2 separate regions of the Homo sapiens genome follow, and region 1 is linked to region 2. Evidence: read pairs that join two places in POLR2A ChIA-PET (ENCODE). Cell type or tissue: OCI-LY7. All regions are shown on one strand.

Region 1 (2,500 bases), 690 kb after region 2:
GAAAATATTCCAATAAAGGATCATTTGACAGCCAAAAAGTAAAATAAATTAAGGCAGAGCCAAGAATTATAAAAAGAAAAAATAATTCTTCATTTCCAACTTCTAGGTCCGCAATCCACACAAAGGTAATTATGGTGAACAATTTTGGGGATATTCTTGTAGGAAAATTGTATCCATATATTGGCTTATACAGTGTATGGATATTTTAAATTTATACTGATGTATTCATCCTGTACTGGCCATTTGCCTTTTTTCCTACCTAATTATACTATGTCGGCATACGATCTGTTTTATTCCTTTGAATGGCTGCATGGTTTTACCTTGTATGGTTGGCCGTTATTTAACCAGTTCCCTATTGGTGGACATTTAGGTTGTTTTCTGGTTTGGTGAGTAACCATTTACACTTGAGTGAGAATATCTGGAATAAACTCAAAGCGGTAGAATTGTTGGGTGAAAATGCATGTGAGTTCAGACGTTGATAGAGCTTGCTAATACCTCTACAAACCCACTCTACCAATTTAGAGCCCCCCACCCCCCGCCAAAAGTATGTTGAGTGACCTGTTTGCCCACACCAAGGTTGTTTTTTTACTCCTTTAAAATGTGGTAAGTTAAAGATGGTACCTTGGTTTGCTTTGCATTTTTATTTGTATATTGGGCATTTTTAGTTCTTTAATTGTGATCTGCCTGTTCACAAACCCTTGAAAACTGTGTCTCTGGCTCATCTGTAAGGGCTTCCTGCAGTCTTTTGGCTAGTCTGAAAGTTTTTAGTTTTTAAAAATTTGTTGTAGATTTAAGGGGTACAAGTTTCGTTACATGGATACATTATGTAGCGGTGAAATCTGAAGTCTGGGATTTTAGTATAACCATCACTACTAGGAATAGTATAAATTGGGCCCAATAGGTAATTTCTCATACCTCACTGTCCGTTGTCCCTCCACCCCAGGAATTTCAAAGATTTTAATTATTTAGCAAACTAATCTCCAGTCACCACCACTGCCCACCCCCCCCCCCCGCTTTTTTTTTTTTTTTTTTTTTTGAGAGACAGAGCCTGGCTGTGTTGCCCAGGCTAGAGTGCAGTGGTGCAGTCATAGCTTGCTGATCTTCCAAGCTCAAGTGATCCTCCTACCTTAGCCTCCTGAGTAGCTGGGACCGCAGATGTGTGCCGTCACACACGGCTAATTTTTTTATTTTTAGTAGAGACAGGTCTTGCTGTGTTGCACAGGCTAGTCTTGAACTCATGAGCTCAAGCAATCCTCCTACCTCGGCCTTGCATAGTGTTGGGATTACAGGCGTGAGCCACCGCACCCGCCCTCCACCCCCTTTTTAAAAATAGCTTCTGGGCTTTTTGCTTTCCTTTGAAAGGCCTTCTTGGCTACTCTGTGCTACTGAGATAGCCCTGCTCTGTCTATGGAGCAGTCATTCTGCTGTATATAATTTCATAAAAATAAAAAAACCAAAACAACAACAACAAAAGAAAGGCCTTCTTCATGCCAAGGTTATGGAAAAAAATTTGTTGAGGACTTCTTCAAGCTCTTTGTGGTTTTAATTTTTCATGTTTCAATCTTGGTATATCTGGAGGGGGTAAGACAGGATACCCCTTTGTTCCCCCATATGGTTTGGGAGATATCATAAATCATTTATTTCCTTTACCAATTTGAAATGACACCATTTTTAATGTAGTAAATTCCCATGTATGGGTCTGTGTGGTCTGTTTTTAAAGACAGTGCTATATAACTTAGGAAGTCTCAGACAAGTATTTCATACCTAAAATTTACATAAGATCTAACCTTTGGGAGTTTATATTTGGAAACATTGAGAATTTATTATCTTAAAGAATATAGGCATATTGTAGAGACATGTATACCAAAATCTAATTATATAATAGTGCACAGTAATATTTTATCTGTTAAAAATAAATATCCTTTCATTTCATTTCTTTGTTCTAACACAGTAAAACAGACTACTATTTAAGGAGGCATTGAGTTATGTAATACATATTTTAAAGGCTTTGATCCAAAATGGTTAAAACAGGAATTTGAGATAAATGATTGATAAAGCATTAGCTGTGAGGAAAACTGTGCTATCCACAATAGTTCTTTGGAAGATTAAAATAGCCTTAGTGTATACACTGTTTTAAATGACTTATACAAAGCTGAAGTCATTTTTGTAATTTAGCCACATGACAATGTAATTTTTATAATAGGCTTGTTTGTAAAACTTTGTATTTGGAAATGTGAAAGCCCCTCAAAATACTGGAAGCGTTTAGGAGGAACGTTTATGTTTTATAAAACCAAATAAGGCCAGTAGCTGATGCCCCGAGAGTATGGGGTATCTTTGATATCTTTCACTATTTCCTCATCCATTTCTGCCTCCACTGCCCCTCCCAGGGCAGAGCGAGCATGGTTGCACATACACTGTTGTCCGTACACTCCTGGTTGAAGTTAACAACTCTTAGGGTAAATTATTAGAAACAAAGGGTTGGAAAGATTTTTAGAGATAA
Region 2 (2,500 bases):
ATTGCCTGAGTTTGAAACCAGGCTTTAGCATTGACTAATTGTGTCATCTTGGGTGAATTATAAAACCTCGCTGGAGCTTGGTTTCCTCATTCTTAAAATGGGATTAATAATAGTACCTTCCTAATAGGGTTCAAAATCTAAAGAGCTATAAAGCATTTAGAATAGTGCCTGGCACATAGTGAATACTCAGCAAATGCTAATTCTAACTCCTACCCTTCTACAAATACATGTTCTCACATACAAACACTCTTGAATAAACCTGGATTTTGGAGTGAGAATTTAAGGGGTGAATGTGCCCATGTTAGGTTTGGCAGTAGCTATATCTAAGGAAAAACTTTGGTACTACTTTTCGTGTGTCCTAGTTTCTGAGAAAGGGTAAAAAGCATTTTTCTTCCAGAGTACAGTTTATGTTGCTTCTGGATTGCCTAGTAACAAAAGCCTCTCCTCATTCTTTTTCTGCTCTGATTGTTTTTACCTCAACAATTTAATTGAAAGTTAAAAAAAATTATTGAGTTCTGCCTCCCCGACCAGTTGAAGTCACTGAATCTCAATCAAAATGCTTCAGAAACCTATAAACATCATAGCCTGTTGTAACCTACTCAGAGTTATTAACTTTCTATTTTTTAAAAAATTTTTGTATGCTTGGCAACCAGGCTTTCTTTGCTATGGACATAATGAGGCTTCACCCTTAAGTCAGCCTTATAGCCTGGGGGGTCTGGTCAATCTCTTTTCAAAGGCAGTATTTCCACACTTTTAGGCCTTTGATTAAGGAAATCAAATGTGTGTTGGTAAGTTCTTCTCATGGTACAAAACCCAAAGAGGAAGACTATTATTAATCATAATCATCAGAAGGAGAGTTTACAAGTGAAGGAAGAGGAATGAACACTTTTGGATGACTAGAGTGAAGTCTCTAATTCCAACATAGCAAATTAGCTCTTCATTTTGAAAGGTGGCACTTCACTGCTGGTGAAGGGATATAGAAGTGGGGTTAGGACAGGGAGTGGGGTGCACTAGAAGGAGATGAAATACAACTTAGCAAGCCTTGCTCTAATCCTGTGAGAAGCCTCTTTGCCATGGGATCAGAAATGGGGGCATTTTCATTATTGCTAAGAGTCACCCTGAAGCCTAGCAGTGTTTTCAGTAAAACATTGCATAATTTGCTTCATGTTTCCATGAGGATGTTTTATCTTGTTTATTGAAAGAGGAAGTACAGTTGAGGACCTGTCATCATTAGGAACTAGTGAGTTTCTGCTTTTCTCTATTCCACATCTTAAATTATTTTGATATTAAAGAAATGTGACTATAGACATGAGACAGGAACTGAGCATCCTGTTTATTTCTCTAGAGGCGAAAAAAAAAAAAAAACCCAAAAACAAAAAACACAAGATACCGTTGCCGAGAAAGAAATAGAAACCACAGCTGCTGGATTCTCCTTATTGGTTTTTTTCCACCAGTCTTTCAGCTCCCTAATTCTTTATCCCTAGTTTCTACTTGTTTCAGTGCACTTTTTTCTTCATTTTCCTATTTGTCCATTTCACCTCCCAGGAGAACTCTGAGTCATAACTATCCCTCTAGTTCTCTCCCTTGTCCCCTGAGAGATGATGTGGTCTAGTGGTTACGCACCCAATTACAGAAACACGCTTCTTAACCATGTAACTGCAGGCGAGGTGCTTGCCCTTTCTATGCCTCATTTTCTCATCTGTAAAAGGAATGTAAATAGTCCTATATCATAGGGTGGTTGTAAGGATTCCATGAGAGAACACACGTAAAGCATCTGGAATCAATATTGGCTCTATTATTATATCCTCTGTCCTCACCCCTTTCCACAGATCCTGTAATACTCATTATCTATCTGGATATATATTTGGTTGCTGTGGGACACTAGCAGAATTTAAAATACACTAATATGCCCACGGGGAGGAATGAGGAAAGATTGGGGTGGTCAGTAAAAACAGCAAATCAGTCTACTTCCCTACTGCGTCGAAGAGTCATTTTCCTGCACTGACAATCCACTAGCTACTCTGAAACAAATTCCATTCTAAGTCATGTGCATTTCATGGCACTTCAATCTTGGACCTCCAGGTTGATTGATGTGGAGGAGAGGAAATGCATATCTGAATGGCTGGAATGATACTACCACCCTTTCAGGGAAGAGTTTCACTTTGCACCACCCAGCCAAGACCTCAAAGATATGTGAATAGTTACTTTGTTGGCATTATTAACCATGTTAATAATTAATTACATTTATTAGACGTTGTAAAAACTTTTTATAGTGCAGAATTTAAAATATATACAAAAATAGACAGATGCATAACATGGGCACCCACATACTTTTCACCTGTCTTCAGCAAGTATCAACTCAGGGCCAATCCTGTTTCATTTTTGTCCCTACCCACTTCTCTACTTTCCATATGATTTTGAAGCAAATCCTGGCTATCATGTCATTTTATCCATAAATATTTCAGCAAGTTTTCCTGAAACAGAATCAGCAAACTCTGGC

What was found. ChIA-PET counts read pairs that join two places held together with the same protein. Peaks named below come from ENCODE experiments on the same cell type or tissue, not always from the same donor. Only the 100,000 strongest peaks of a DNase experiment are listed, where the experiment ranks them.
Region 1: POLR2A ChIA-PET joins it to region 2 with 8 read pairs; 1 of 35 experiments calls an interaction of 5 or more read pairs at or near these places.

Annotation. Positions count from the first base shown.
Region 1 is chrX:16,803,972-16,806,471 of GRCh38, forward strand. The region is part of intron 1 of TXLNG (taxilin gamma); the gene reads left to right. Among named protein-coding and RNA genes, the nearest start is that of TXLNG, 19 kb to the left of the region's middle. In OCI-LY7, no CTCF peak of the experiment used is centred here; a DNase peak (open chromatin) is centred at 1,170; H3K4me3 peaks cover 2,179 bases; H3K27ac peaks cover 2,500 bases.
Region 2 is chrX:16,113,175-16,115,674 of GRCh38, forward strand. No RefSeq gene overlaps it. Among named protein-coding and RNA genes, the nearest start is that of GRPR, 9.1 kb to the right of the region's middle. In OCI-LY7, no CTCF peak of the experiment used is centred here; a DNase peak (open chromatin) is centred at 1,197; H3K4me3 peaks cover 361 bases; H3K27ac peaks cover 1,057 bases.